2 separate regions of the Homo sapiens genome follow, and region 2 is linked to region 1. A link is a contact called in ENCODE Hi-C or POLR2A ChIA-PET data. All regions are on one chromosome and are shown on one strand. The core of a region is the stretch at or near the end of the contact, and the rest is flanking DNA. Distances in the headings are between cores, read along the strand shown. Region 1 has its middle 8.9 kb from the start of SYNPO. Region 2 overlaps CCDC69 (coiled-coil domain containing 69).

What was found. A loop is a pair of places that touch in the nucleus more often than their neighbours do. ChIA-PET counts read pairs that join two places held with the same protein, here RNA polymerase II (POLR2A). Pooled maps may share reads with other maps.
Region 2: a map with no recorded cell type shows a loop between it and region 1 (2.8-fold over the local background). The contact joins two enhancer-like sites. A Hi-C loop is called at or near these places in 1 of 37 single-sample maps with no recorded cell type and 4 of 50 pooled maps. POLR2A ChIA-PET finds 5 or more read pairs at or near these places in 1 of 52 experiments (GM10248).

The regions. Positions count from the first base shown.
Region 1 is chr5:150,627,870-150,635,677 of GRCh38, reverse strand. It overlaps a transcript of SYNPO not described here. Among named protein-coding and RNA genes, the nearest start is that of SYNPO, 8.9 kb to the left of the region's middle. Within about 2 kb of position 5,082, at least 7 of the 41 ENCODE cell types and tissues checked have a DNase peak (open chromatin) inside an H3K27ac peak, as active enhancers do.
Region 2 is chr5:151,212,144-151,219,951 of GRCh38, reverse strand. All of the region lies in intron 1 of CCDC69 (coiled-coil domain containing 69), which reads left to right. LOC105378230 (a long non-coding RNA gene) reads right to left here. Exons shown (of 4, transcript NR_160730.1): 1 at 7,693-7,808; 2 at 7,063-7,193. Among named protein-coding and RNA genes, the nearest start is that of CCDC69, 8.0 kb to the left of the region's middle. RefSeq lists enhancers at 5,005-5,064, 5,415-5,464, 6,245-6,324, 6,335-6,384, 7,095-7,284. Within about 2 kb of position 4,556, at least 11 of the 41 ENCODE cell types and tissues checked have a DNase peak (open chromatin) inside an H3K27ac peak, as active enhancers do.

The sequences.
Region 1 (7,808 bases), core at 3,833-6,332:
CAGCCTGGCCAACATGGTGAAACCCCGTCTCTACAAAAAATATTTGCCAGGCATAGTAGCGCATGCATGTAATCCCAGCTATCTGAGGGGCTGAGGCAAGAGAATCACTTCAACCCAGGAGGTGGAGGTCACAGTGAGCCCAGATTGCGTCACTGCACTCCAGCCTGGGCAAGAGAGCAAGACTCTGTCTAAAAAAACCAAACAAACAAAAAAATGTTTTCTTTAATGGCCCTTCTCCTTCTGAGCTCTGCATTGCAACCATTTCCATACACACACACATACACCTGCAACATACACGCATTCTCAGTAGCCTCTTAATGCTGGAGAGGCTCCAGCCGGCAGCAGCACATCCTCCTCTGCACGTATGCCCACACACAGAGGTGCTGCTTGCTTCAAGCCTGTGCTACACACAGCAGAGCGTGCCCAGGCACGCATGCACACCCACAGAGGGGGCAGGACGTACACATAAATATGTGCACACTGAGCACCCGCAGGTACACGGGACTCGTGGAAGGCTGGCATGGATGGATGGGCATCAGGTACACACCTTGTGGGACGTATGTGTTTCCTTCCTGCCAGCCTGCCCCGTCTTCAGGTAACCGGGTTAGCAGACAACTCTTGCCTTGAGGGCACATGCTCCTGGAGAATGGACAATGCACCGATGGTATGGTTTCAAATTCACTTCTCCAGGATCTCTGCATCTCAGTCATAGTCTCCCTTTTCCAAGGGTACATTAAAATCTGCCACTTGATGCTCAAATGACCCAGGGGATCATGTGGCTGTGGAGAGTGTCCCCTTTGTGTGTGTGTGTGTGGTGTGTGTGTGTGTGTGTGTGTGTGTGTGTGTGTGTTTTAGACAGGGTCTCACTCTGTCACCCAGGCTGGCAGGCTGGAGTGCAGTGGTGCAATTACAGCTCATGGCAGTGACCTTCCAGGGACAAGTGACCCTCCTGCCTCAGCCTCCCAAGTAGCTGGGACTACAGGCATGCACCACCACACCCGGCTAATTTTAAAAAAATTTTTGTACAGACGAGGTCTCACTTTGTTGCCCAGGCTGGTCTCAAACTCCTGGGCTCAAGCAATCCTCCTGCCTTGGTCTCTCCAAGTGTTGGGATTACAAGCATAAGCCACTGTGCCCAGTCAAATGTCCCCTTTTCTATCCTTATTGCCATTAAATGGGATAAGCCATATGAAATGCCTACCATAGCACCATACACCTTAGCACCACCACCAGCATCCTCACGTGTCACCAAAGTCATCTCCACCTTCATTCCTCTAGGGCACTTGGAGGCAACTGAACAGTAGAGGGAAAGGACCAGGCCAGGAGCTGGAGATCTGGGTTTTAGCCTCAACCTGGTCTGCAATTCAATGTGAGGCCTCTGGCAAGTTCCTTCCCCTCTCTGGTCCAGATCAGAAACTTGCAGGTGCTTCAGAATCCCTCAGGGAATGTGGTCAAGATGCAGATTCCTGGGCTTTATCCTAGACCGGAGGAACCACAGAATATACACCTTAACAGGCTCCCGAAGGGGTTCTGTGTACAGCCAGGTTGGGAACCCACTGGGCTTTAGAGTCCATGATCTTATAACTAAGTGTGTAAGTTAGTGAACACAAGAAAATGTCTGGAATACAGACTTTCACACAGTAAGACTCCATAATGTTAATAAAAATACATTTAATAAAATATATTTATATAATTGTCTTTTTTTTAATTTTTATTTTAATAGAGGTGCGTTTTCACTATGTTTCCCAGGCTGGTCTTGAACTCCTGAGCTCAAGCAATCCTCCTACCTTGGCCTCCTAAAGTGCTGAGATTATAGGAATGAGCCACCGCACACAGCCTATGATAATTATATACGGTAATTTTATAGCATTCCTTGAATATGCACAACACTTTTATAGTTTTCCTAGCACTTTTCATCCATCAGAGATAGAGACAGAGCAAGGATTGTTACACCATTTTACAGACTAGAAAACTGAGGCAGAGAAAGGGCAAGGGACCTGCCCAGGATCTCACTGCACATGGTTCATTGGCTCCTAGCCAGAGCCATTGGCACAGCCTCATGAGGTGCCCCACCTCGGGGCCTTATCCTCTCATCCCATGTGATTTTGACTCCCAGCCCCCAGTGTAACTGTCCTACCACTCCAGGTTTATGAAAACTCTGAGCACACATGACTTCTCCATGCCTCTGGAGAACAGGACAACCTCAACCAGTTAATTTCCTTCCAGCCACAAGACCCCTCTCACTGGCAGTGCAGGGAGTTCCCAGAGCCCTAACGCTACACACTACCATCTGCTCTAAAATAGTTGTTTTATTCTAACTAATCTGAGTTCAACCTGATCACTAGCTATGGTGACCTTTAGCAAGCCTTATATGTGCGGAGCCTCAGTTTCCTCTAAAAGATTCTTAATTCCCACTCTGCTATGTTATTGCTCAGATCAGCTCTCACACAGGCAAAGGCCTGAAACCTATACTACTGCACATTAGCTCTCTGGCTAAAGTGTGAGCTCCTGGAAGGCAGGAACCCTGTTTCCCCCACCCATGCACCCACACCTACAGCATGTAATATGTGCTCAATAAATATATGCTGAATGCATGATGCAAGGAAATGATATGGCCAAAGCAGCTCTTTCCTAGTCCTAACTGACCATGGTATTTCATGAGTCATTTCCCAGGTCGAGGGGTAGGGACTCTGAGCAGGGACGATCAGGGCCAGAAGGAATGGTTTCTAGGTCCTGGGAAATTGCCCTCCCCTCTGCACATAGTGGACCACCTGCCATGGCTGTGATGAAGGCCACGCTAGGAGGGCGGTGTTCTGGGAGTCCCGAATGTAATCCTGTTGACTCACAAACATAAATAATGCACTAGTATGTTCTCTCCTCACCACCCTGTCACACTAAGAATAGCACCGGCTACTCTTTCAGGGATTCCAAGGGGAAGAGGGCAGGACAGCAAGATAGGGACAAGCAGGGAAAGACGTCACTGGGCTATGGACCATCAAGCACTCCTTCTCCAAACCCATAAAGCAGAGGAGCCTGGAGGGCAGAGCCGAAAGGGCCCTTAGAGGCCAACTGTCAGAAGCTCTCAGGGGGTGAGCAGATGGCACCTGCCCCTCCACCAGCCTGTTTTATCTTTTCCTCCTCCTGACGCCCATCCTAATAAAGCCTGTGCCTCTAACTTACCCCTCCACACTCCTCCCCCTCCTTGTTCATGGGATGAATAAATATACAGTGGGTGGGTGCCCTCTTATGTGTTTATATGTAAAGCTTTAGAGAAGGAAAAATATGCTATAGATTTTCATTTATCTTAAGTTTAAAAATAACTGACCTAGAATAGCGCTTCTCATAATTTAAAGTACATGGAAATTACTCAGGAATGTTGTCAAAATGCAGATTGTAATTCAGGAAGTCTGGGATGAGGAGGCCTGGGATTCTGCATTTCTAACAAGTTTCTGGGTGATGCTGATACTGCATCCATGGGCCATACACCGAGTGTAGAAAAATTAGAGTATTTATCTATAATAGAGATGGGGAAACTGATGCCCAGGGAGAAAAAGGGGTGTGCCCTAGAGCGTACAGCAGAGCTGGGCTCAGGATGCAAGCCTCCTGCCTGCCATCCCGGGGTTTTGGCTCCAGGGTTGGCTGGGGGTTGGTGCCTGGAATGGAACAGGGGACAGGCAGCCGTTACAGGCAGTGGAAGTAGGTCTGGGGCGGCCTTCATTCAGACACAAGCTGACCCTCCTTTGTCCACAGACTCCCACAGGGAATAAAAGGAAATAAGAACTCACCTGAACAGGGGCACTCAGCTTGAGTGACCGCAGCCTCCTGCCCAGGAACGCACTCTCACCAGCTTGCATCTGAGGCCTGCTGGGCCTCCATAACCCTCCTTGAAGAGATGGGGGAGAGAGGGCCCCAGACTCTGCATTTAGCCACCTCAAGAAGTGGCTGGGGGGGCATGAATGGGGTCTGTCGATAGCACTATCAGGGTGGACATCCAAGGGAAAGAGGAAAGGAAAGGAGCAAAGACCCACCTCCTAGATCAGCACCAGCATGCTCCTCTTTCCTATGATCCGCCTCAAGCCCCTTCGCAGGCTCCAGGCCCTGTACCACCAGCCCCACTGCCCTGACCCCTGCGCTGCAGCTCCCGTCGTGGTGCTTCACCTCCCAGCCTGCCAGGCTCCAGCCATGCTGACCCTCTTTCTAGTGCTCGGCCAGCCCAGCACTTTCTCCCCTCAGGGCCTCTGCACTGGCTGCTCCTTTTCCTAGAGCTCTTTCTTCCCTTGCCCCCTTGGCTGCACCTTTCTGACCACACTTCTCATCCTTCAGGTCTGTTCACAGGTCCCAAGGCCCTCAGAGGTCACATTCTCCTGCCACAACACTCTCTGCCTCTTCCCTAAACGCTCATCAGCTTTGTAATTCCATAAGGATTTGTTTTCACGTCAGTCTGCCTGTCCCCGCAGGGCAGGGACCTTGGCTATGTCCATGCCCCTGTGCCTCGGCCATAGCTGGGCCTGAATAAACATTTGTTGACTAAGTAAAAGAGCAAATGCATGAAACACTGCTCACATCATGACTGCAAAGCCTCCTGCCTTCATGCTCCCATGTGACCTCACTCACCCGGAGTTGTACAGGATTGGGATTTGCACAATTATCTGGGTACTGGCCTCTGCTCTGCTGCACCCTAGCTGAGTGGCCACTGCAGGTCACCTCTCTGAGTGGGGTCTCCTGCAGTGTCTGTCAGGTCTAAATGAGAGAAGAAATCTGGGAAAGAACTTTGATTGACAGCATTACTCTGTCAATGTTTGAGGCCCAGAGAGGGAAAGGGCTCATTCAAGGCCACACAGCCAGTGTGTGGGGATGCCAGACACCCCTGGCACAGCTTAAAGTCCACAGCTGAGCTTCAGGCCCACCCAAGCTCAGTAAGAGCACCATCTGCCTGGAGGCTGGGCAGGGATGGAGGAGGGAGAGGAGAGGGTGGATGGGAGCATTCAGCCTCAGGCCCAGAGCCAGGGTATGGTGGGCGGGGCCCCCAGCAGGAGACCTGAGTGGGGCCTGGCAGCCAGGCATGGGGGAGCCAACTGGCTCAGGTTGGGTGGTGGCATGCTTGTTCTCCGTGCGCGTGACAGTCTATTTTTTAATCAGTACTCTCCCCATCCCCCAACTCCATGTGCCCTCCCAAAGGGCCCCATATTGGGAATAATGTCCTGGCTGAGGAGGCCAGGGCCACCTTAGGGATCCATGGGAGGGTCCCCAACATCTCATCTTCCTATGGAGCCCACAAGAACTAAGCGGCCCAGAAGGCAGGACAGGAGGCTCAGGGATGAAGCGTGTCCTCTGCCTGTGTGACCCTGGGCTGCTCCCTAAACACTCTGACCTCAGTTTCCCCTAACTGTACAATGGTGGCGGTGTGCCAGACTGCGTGGGAGTTTATTACAACTCAAGCACTTAGGAGCCACTCAAGTTCCAAGGCACTAACAACGCCCACTCATCAGGCCATGGCAGAGCCTTCCATGCCCACAGTGACTGCAGGGCACCCTTGATCCTCTCTGACCTACTGCCAGGGGAATAGAAAGGTTGAGCTGGTTCAAGGGCCAATCTCAGAGCCCCGGACCCTAGACCCAGTGAGGCTCCTCCTTCCAGGACCTAAGCTTCAGGGATGATGAGGATCAAAGATGAATGCTGTCTGTTCTGGGATAGGTGGCTTGCTTTTTCTGAGCCCCTGGCACTCCATCTAGTGTGGGAGAGACCATGTTGCGAAGAAGTTAAGCACACAGTTTTTGGGGCCAGACTGCCTGTGTTTGAATCTAGCCACTTACCAGGTGTGCGACCTTGGAAGCTCACTTAACCAACTTCTCTGTGCCTCAGTTTCCCATCTGCAAAATGCTAATAACAGTACTCACCTCATGGAGTTGTTGATGCGTAAAGAACTTAAAGCACCCATGGTACATAGTAAATAACAGTAAACAATCATTTTTCAAGAACTGTGGCTTTTATCTTTCAAGCACTCTTAGACTCTAAGAGATTTTATTCTGGAGGATTACACGCAAGGGTCTCAGGTTAGCCCACTCTCCTGTCCCAGGGGCTCATCCAGCCTGCCCCTTCCTTGACCCTTGACACCATGGTGTCAGCCCCTCCTGCTAGCCCCATGTTCTTGGTGACAAGCCAGTAAGGAGCTTTGTCACACCCATGATCCCCTCAGATCCTTACTAGCCCATATCTCAGCAGTCAGAAGTGAAGCCTGAGGCCCAGAGGAAGCAAATGATTTGCCCAAGACCACCAGCCAGTCAGCTAAGAGCGGAGGTTCGAGCATCCGTTCCTGAAGCTCAGTCCAGGCATTTTCCGCTGTGCTTGTGCCTATTCTCCCACCATCAAAACCTGTTCCTAGGCCGGGCATGGTGACTCATGCCTGTAAGCCTGAGGCAGATGGATCACTTGAGCCCAGGAGTTCAAGACCAGTCTGGGCAACATAGCGAGACACTGTCTCTACTAAAAATACAAAAATTAGCCGGGCACGGTGGCACATCTCTGTAGTTCCAGCTACTTAGGAGGTGGGAGGATCACTTGAGCCCAGGAGGTCGAGGCGGCAGTGAGCCATAATCATGCCACTGCACCCCAGCCTGGGTGGCCGAGTCAGACTCTGTCTCAAACAAACAACCCAACCAAACAAACAAAAAAACCTGTTCCTGGCCAAACATCAAAAAGTAACTTATACTGAGATACAATTAGTCTTAAGCGAGAGCCCATCTCCTTAAGAACTTGCTATTTCTATTTTTTTGCTGGAGTCTCACTCCGTCTCCCAGGCTGGAGTGCAATGGCGCGATCTCGGCTCACTGCAACCTCTGCCTCCTGGGTTCAGGCGAGTCTCCTGCCTCAGCCTTCTGAGGAGCTGAGATTACAGGCATGCACCACCATTCCTGGTTAATTTTGTATTTTTAGTAGAGACGGGGTTTCACCATGTTGGCCAGGCTGGTCTCAAACCCCTGACCTCAGGTGATCCCCCTGCCTTGGCCTCCCAAAGTGCTGGGATTACAGGCGTGAGCCACCACACCTGACCGCTATTTTAACAGAGATCAAAACCTCACAATACCTAAATGGTAGCTCATTTTTTTTTAGCATTTATCATCATCTCATTTAATTTTCAGAACAACAGTATACAACAGGGTCTATTATTGTTTCTATTTTATAGATGAGGAAACAAAAACCCAGAGAGGTTACATAACATAGTTAAGATCTCCCAGCCAGCCAGGAAGGGAACCCAGAGGTCCAACCACAGAATCTGTGTATTAGCCACACATGAGGCATGCCTCCAAGAATTTAGGAGTAGACTGAATTTTGTTCCACCCGCAGCAACCCTGGGAGGCTGGACAGGGTAGGGTAGGGCAGGGTCTGCACAGTACTATACGACCCTGCCTCACCGAGTGGAAAAGCTGAAGCTAGGCTGGTGGAATTTCAGGCAGCAGCAGCCAGTTGGTAGATTTCATTCCAAACAGAGGGCTTGTGTAAGCCTTTGGAATTACAGGGCCTACAGGCTGCTTCCATGTTGACTCCTCCTCTGGCCACACTGGGTAGCAATTGAGCCCCAATATCCAGGGACAGTTCACAAAAGACTCTGACCACACACACACACACACACACACACACACAGAAACACACACACACAGAAACACACACACACACACACGACTAACTTAGCAGAGCCACTTTGCAGGCAGGCCCAGCCGCCCCTCTGACCAGATCTCAGGTGGAGCTCCTTTGGATCTGCAGTCTGAAGCCCCTGGGGATGCAACCAACACCCCCACCCTCCAGTCCCT
Region 2 (7,808 bases), core at 3,307-5,806, 580 kb before region 1:
TGAGGAATAAGTGGCCAAAAAAAGGCCTCAAAGGGTAGTGAGTTCCTATCACTGGAGGGTTCAAGCAGGGGTCAGGTGGCATTTTGGCAAGAATATTAGAGGGGATGCAAACCTACGACTAGCAAATATTTACGATTCCATTAAAAAATGGAATTGTTCTGATTATTATTTTGAGTCAAAATTTCAAAATGTGGGAAAGTATAAGAAATTAAAAAATCTTTTAATCTCACAATTAAGAGATAGCCACTGTGTACATTTCAGTGTCATTCTTTGTACCATTTTTTCCTATGTATATTATAGATGTGAGTATGACTATCTGTATAAAGCTAAGAGTATGTTTTATATGGTTATATTCCAGTTACTTAATATTCTTCCGGGGGCATTTTCCCATGTTAAGTAGTCCATGGAAACACGGACTTTTTAATGGCTACCTAATGTCCTGTGGCTGTTCCGTGGCTTATTTAACCGGTTTGGACGCGTGGTTCTTTGCAGTCTGCACTCCTACCCTGGTAATTGATGAACATCCCTTGTGTTTTCCTCCTACCTGGGGCCAGTGTGGCTTTGGACTCGGGGGGGTCAAGGAAGGCCCCTTAGAGAGACAGCATCTTGGCTGGGTTTAGAAGGGGGGCGGGGGTTAGGCACTTATGGGGCAGGCGAGTTACTCAGGAGGGCATGCTAGGCAGAAGGAATATGGGAGCAGCCCTTGACACCTGGTCAGGAGGAGTGGGCAAATCTGATCTTCTAGCTCGGTTGGTAAGGGCAGGACAGTTGAGGAGCGTGAAGGAAAGCTGCCTCTGCAGCACTCAGCCCCCTGCCCCAACCATCATGGAGATGTTGGCATGTACATGGCCTCCGAGCTGATGATTTTGCCCAACCTAGAAACTAATGCCCACCAATCTTCCTAGCTAAAGCCAGTACAGGCTTCCATGCACAAGGCACTCTGGAAGACCTGTGAGATTAAATACCAGATTTTTGCGTTTGGCAACCTAAAACACACTAGAATAATTCCCAATACTCTCTGCCTTTGAGATACAACCTTTGGTGATATATTTTCTGCACATGTACATGTTTTTAATTCTTTTCCTCTATTGAATTCATGGGTGGCTGATGTAGGTCCCCTGAGAGCCTGACGAGTTCCCAGATACCTAAGGGCTCCCATTTTTGCTTCAGTTGGCTGTTAGGCTTGGGACCTGTGCTTCATGTCAGCACTGTGTTTCTTTTTTGTCATAAAAAGGGAAGAAAAGATGAAATTTTAAATTAATTGCACAGAAACAGGCTGCTATATAAATCAAGACAGTGAAACTCTGGTTAGGAGGGGCTGCCCCCTGACATCTCAGGGTGCATAGATCAGCCAGTGAACAGAAGTCTGAGACCTGCCTGGAAAAGGAGCTCTAAGGGGTCTCAGTATGAAATTCATGAATGTTCATATTCAAAAAATAAACTCGAAGAGTGTAAGTACCCTCCCAACGAAAGGAAGAGCCTCTCAGATGACCCTAGTTCTGGCTCTGACACCTCAGGGTGTACTTGGGCTTCCGTCCACACGGCTGGCACTCGGTCCTCTGCATCATCCTCCCTCAGCACTGTGAGCCGTCCCCAGTGACCAGGGGAGAGGGCCAGACTGGGAGCCCCCACTGCAGCAGGACTGGCAGTGGGGAGGGAGCTCCTGCTGTCCCACCTTGGCAGAGAAAAGGAGCAAGAGAAGATCCATCCATCTTTAGCAGATCTAAACCCATCCATTACCTGAAGACAAGCCATCCTATTTGTCTTGCAAGGTGAATCTTAATCCCTAAAAATAGTTTATCTTGTGTCACCTTATTTTCAAATCTGAACCTTCCAGAACATCTAGGCCAAACACTGTACTATACCTAAAACAGCCATCCACATCCATGCATCCCCCCAAGACAAGTGATATGCAGTCTGACCTACTTCCAGATTTCCTCCTCTCTGCAATGGAGTTTTTTTTCACTGAGTGTACAATGACCTTTGTGGCTTTCCTCGCCATTTTCTACTGCCCCATGTGACCCTGCCCCTGTGCCTTCCTTAAGGAAATGGCCTGGACATCAGAAAAGCTGTTACCTTTACTGGATTCAGTAATGTCCCCTCCTACATTTACATTCACCCAGAACCTGTAAATGCGACATTATTTGAAATAGGGTCTTTGCAGGGGCCATTGAGTTAAAATGAGGTCACATTGGATGGGCCCTAATCCAGTGACTGGTGTCCCAACAAGAAGAGGGAAATTTGGACACAGACACACAGGGAGAAGAGCAGGGAATGAAGTGACACATCTCCCAAGCCAGAGAACGAAGGATTGCCAGCACCCACCAGGATCTGGGAGAGAGGGAGGTAACAGATCCTCCCTCAGAGCCTCCAGAAGAGCCAGCTCGGCTGATACCTTGAATTTACACTTCTAACTTCCAGAACTGTGAGAGAATACATTTCTGTTGTTTTCAGCCACCAAGTGCGTGGTAATTTGTTACAGCAGCTTTAGGAAACTTTCATATCGCAAGGTTAATTGCTCCTTACCCACCCTCTCACCCCCAGCCCCAAGTTGCCAGCAATCAAAAATGACAGCAAGAACCCAGTGCCTCCCTTTGGAACCCATCTTGGCAGCAGAAGAGGCAGCACTGTAAACAAGGAGGTGCCTGGACAGGGCCCATTGCTTTTGGACACCAGCAGCTGCATCTGTAGAGGAAAGAGCACTGGACTGGGAGTCAAGAATGGGGCCTACTTCTTTATATTTTTTATTGATATATAATATTTTACATACTTCTCAGGTACATATGATATTTTGTTAGGTGCATAGACTGTGTAATGATCAAGTCAGGGTATTTGGAGTTTCATCACCTCGAGTATTTATCATTTCTATGTGTTGGGAACGTTTCAAGTCCTCTCTTCTAGCTATTTTAAAGTATACAGTTCATGGTTGCTATGGAACATTAGAATGTAGTCCTTCCATCTGGCTGTATGTTTGTATCGTTTGACCAGCCTTTCTTCATTCCCCGCACCCCACACACACGTCCTTCCCAACCTCTGGTATTCATCATTCTAACAATGGGTCCACTTCTGCCTCTTTTGCTAACTATTCTCTTCCCCAGCCTTGATTTCTCTGTCTGTACCTTGACTCTGGGGGAGGCTTTCAGGTTCCAAGAGAGGTACCTTTTTCTTGTTGTTGTTAATTTCTTTGTATATAAGTAATTCTTGAATGCGTTGTTGCTTTAAAAATCCTAAGAATTGGCCAGGCGTGGTGGCTCACGCCTGTAATCCCTGCACTTTGGGAGACTGAGGCGGGCGGATCACCTGAGGTCAGGAGTTTGAGACCAGCCTGACCAACATGGTGAAACCCCGTCTCTACTAAAAATACAAAAATTAGCCGGGCGTGTGGCACGTGCCTGTAATCTCAGCTACCCAGGAGGCTGAGGCAGGAGAATCGCTGGAACCTGGGAGGCAGAGGCTGCAGCGAGCCGAGATCGCACCACTGCACACCACTCGCTCTAGGTGACAGAGCAAGACTCAGTCTCAAAAAAAAAAAAAAAAAAAAAAAATCCTAATAATTTAGGTAAAATGTAAAATGGAAGCTACCCTTCCTTGACCACAGTAATTTTAGTCCATTCTCTGGAGATGACAACTGTTATCAGTTTGTGCTTTTCTAGGTACTTTTTCCTATGCATTTTTTTATCATTAGTAATAGTTGGCCGGGCATGGTGGCTCACGCCTGTAATCCCAGCACTTTGGGAGGCTAAGGCGGGCAGATCACCTGAGGTCAGGAGTTCAAGATCAGCTTGGTCAACATGGTAAAACCCTGTCTCTACTAAAAATACAAAAATTAGCTGGGCATGGTGGCACATGCCTGTAGTCCCAGTTACTGGGGAGGCTGAGGCAGGAGAATTGCTTGAACCTGGGAGGTGGACGTTGCAGTGAGCCAAGAATACACCACTGCACTCCAGCCTGGGTGACAGAAAAGAAATAGTTTAGTTTGGATATTGGTATTTTACCAAATGCCTTTCCATCTTTGTACATAAAGGTCTACTTCACTCTCTTAAACATATGAATGAAATGACATAGTATTATGTCCCTGAGTATATCCAGCCAGTCCTCAGTTTACAGCATTTCCCTACTGCAAATGGTCCTGCCCTGAGCATCCTGTGCATCCTCCTTGTCCTCACTAATGGGTACTTATTTCTGTTCACAGTGCTACTGTAGAATTAGGAGCATGCTGCGTGCAACTTGGGAGATGGCTGAGCTCTGTCATTCTCTGCTTTCAGGCAATCCCGCCCTCTCTTTTACAACCACCCTTACACTGTCTGCTGAAGAACAGGGGATGGTGTGGAGGGCTCCAGGTTCTCACCCAGGCCTCCTGAGCAAGGGACCCTCCTTTCCTGCTCTCCAGAGAAGCCCCCTCCATGACCAGAGCTAACAGCTGAGTGTGTCAAACTGCCTCTGCCCTGCCCAGAGCAAACAAGCCGGACAGGATCGACAGAAGATGAGATAGCAAGATGACCTCACTCTGCCCCTTCTTCCCCATCCACAGCATGTCAAAACCAGAAGGGCTCTTACGTATCCCATTGCACAATTCCATGCCATGCAGAGGAGGGTACAGAAGCACAGAAAAGGAAGAGTGTCCACTCAAGGTCACACAGCAAGCAGATGGCAAGCTAGGACCTTGGCTCTGGACTCTCAATTTGCCATTGGACTGTGAGACAGGTATCCAGGCGCTCAGCCTCAGATGGCAAGCTAGGACCTTGGCTCTGGCCTTCCAGTTTGCCATTGGACTGGGAGACAGGTATCTGGGCCCTCAGCCTGTCTCTTTCCCCACCCCCATCCAGCTACTGACACCATTTTCTGTCCAGCTCCTTCAGGGTCCTGCCTGCCAGGCTGACCCAAATGCTAGAAATAATGTCTAGTGCTTTTGCCAGCTCCAGGCCCTCTGAGGCAACCAGAACTAGCAGACACCCTGGGAAGCTGATATGGGACAAGAAAACGGGAGCCCTAGGGAGGAAGAAAATAAATAAGGTGTATTAGAAAGGCTTTCTCTAGGCCTCAGTGTCATCGTCTGTGAAGTGAGGCCTTGCACTCAAGGCCCTTCTGATGCTTGTCTGCTGTGGTCTGGCTCACCAGGTGCAGGGGTATTTAAGAAGGAAGTGGTCCTTTGCTCCCCTGAGACACCTCATCAGTTGGTCAGATAGGAGCAGTGGAGACCACATCCGCCCCTGACTTGTGTGCTCTGGGGGTCCTGCAGGTGTTCAGAGCATAGGCCGTGTCCCCGGTGCAGCGGAGTGGTGCAGCCTGGCACTTCTAACTTTAAGTTGGTTGTACAATCACATTGGACTGTCCTCCAGCCAGTGAGGAAATGTTGACCACACACTATATGATATGAAGGGGATGAATTAAATCTTTAATGTCCCTGGCAGTGTTTGAGTTTCAATGACATCAAATTCAGGCATTACTTTGGCAGAATATCTCTGCCCATCTTAGAGATGGGGAGGCTAAGGCCTGTATTTATGGTGTTCTGTCTGAGCTTCTGTAATTCGGGTGTGAACACTAACATTTCTCAACAGCCCTGATCATTTAGGCCCCGCCCTTCCTCCCCGAAGGCCCTGGAGTGGGGCCCCTTGGGCCACACTCCCCGCCTCCTTCCTGCCTCTACCCTCGGCCAATAGGCTCTGACTGTGGTTACTTAGATCCCAGCACTAGTGGTGCTGGGCCAGACACCGGAAAGGCAGCTCTGATATTGAGGAGGGTGTGACCTGAGCCCCTTGAGACTTAGAATCACCTCTCCCCTACAGGCTCAGCTACTCAGATAAAGCTGACCCTGGCATCAGGGGGACGGAAAGGACTCTAGCCTCAGCTGTGAGTCTGGATTCTCCCCAGGGCTCTGCTTCCCTGCTTTGCAGCTTCTGACAAGTTATCTGCCCACCCACCTCTGGGCCTCAGCTTTTCTATCTGGAAAAAGGAGGTGGGGATTGGAGTCAGCTGCCTCCTGGGGCCCTTCCAACCCTGCTCTGGGTTCCCGTAAGCCTTCCTCAGCCAGGATAGGTGTGATAGAACTACATGCTCAGAGGAAGCCAGGCCTGTGATGTATGGGACACGGAGGAGCTGGGTGAACTCTTAAGGAGTCTTCTTTAATTACTAAATTCTCTAAGTTAAGCAGGAACAATGAGGACACAAAGCACTTAATCAGAAATACACAAGCCTTGAAGGCTGACAAACAGAATGGAGTGATGGCTCCCAAAGAGGGCTAGCTCAAGTCTCTGCAGGACAGGCTGAACCTCCCTCAGGGCTACTCTTACCTTCCATCCTACTAGGATTCCCAAGGTAGGGAATAGCTGGGCGGCTTCTATCCAAGTTGCTTCTGCCTAATTCACTCTTGCCTGGTGAGGCTCAGAATTTGAGGGTAGTTGGCCGGGCATGGTGGCTCACGCCTATAATCCCAGCACTTTGGGAGGCCGAGGCGGGTGGATCACTAGGTCAGGAGATTGAGACCATCCTGGCTAACATGGTGAAACCCCATCTTCACAAAAAATACAAAAAAAAAAAAATAGCCGGACATGGTGGTGGGCACCTGTAGTCCCAGCTACTCAGGAGGCTGAGACAGGAGAATGGCGTGAACCCAGGAGGCAGAGCTTGCAGTGAGCCGAGATCACGCCACTGCACTCTAGCCTGGGCAACTGAGCAAGACTCCGTCTCAAAAAATAAAAAATAAAAAATAATTTGAGGGAAGTTTAGGGGTCTATCCCAAAGGCTTGAGTATGTGACTACAGCCATTCACCCCAAAATGCTGCTCCCTGAATAGCATTCAACAGAGCTCCCTGAGGTTCCATTAATGCTGGTGGTCTTTACATGCCATGTAGTAGATAATTTCTTTATGCTTACCAGAGGCTTTCACTTGCCGAACATCAGTGATGCTTTTTAGAATTATAGACTGTTAGAGTTCAGGGTTCTAAAAGATCACCAGTCCAATCTACAGCATGAAGTTTGACTCTCCAACCTCTTCTTGCATGCTACTAATGATGGAGCGCTCACTTCCACCACGATTCCCCACCCTCCAATGAGGCAGCCTACCAGTTTGTGATGGTTCTGAAATTTTTCTTCATACTGAACTGAAACTTCTGGAACCTCCTCATGCTTGGCCACAATCCTGTCCTCCAAGGCTGTAGATGACACGCCAGCAGCTTCTACCCATGACATTCCTGCTGAGATTTGAAGACAATATCAGGTCTTCCTGCCTGTTCTCAAGGCTGACCAACTCTTGTTCTGTTAACAGCCCCTCCTATAATTTGGTTTTGAGCCACCTCCTACATCCTGTCGGTTTCTTTGGGACGTCTTCCAGTGTGTCAGTTTACCCTCTAAAATGAGAGTATACTCTAGAGCATCTCACCAGCCCCAATCTGAGCTCATGTGGCTCTCCATGGCTCTGGACACTGTCTTCTCATTCTACCCTGACTCTGTCTGCTTTTGACAGCTGTGTCCTACTATCTCAGGTTTGCTTCAGGTTGAACCTACTGCAGGGCTCTGGTCTGCTTGACAGCAAGGATCTAGGCCCCAAAGCTGTGAGTGTCACCTGGGTATAGGGGCTCTATTTCCAGCCTTCTTAGGAGAAGGGCTGCCCTGGAGCTCAGGAGGACTGAAGAGAGCATCTGTTCCAGCCCTGACCCTTCACAGATGGGGAAACTGAGAAGGAACATGACTTACCTAAAGGCACACAGTAAAGCTGGAATTGAGTCTCCTGGCCTCAACCCCAGGCCTGGGTTCTCCCTGCATCCTGTACTGCCGGCAGCCTCCTCTGCAGCTTTCTTGCTACCAAGTTT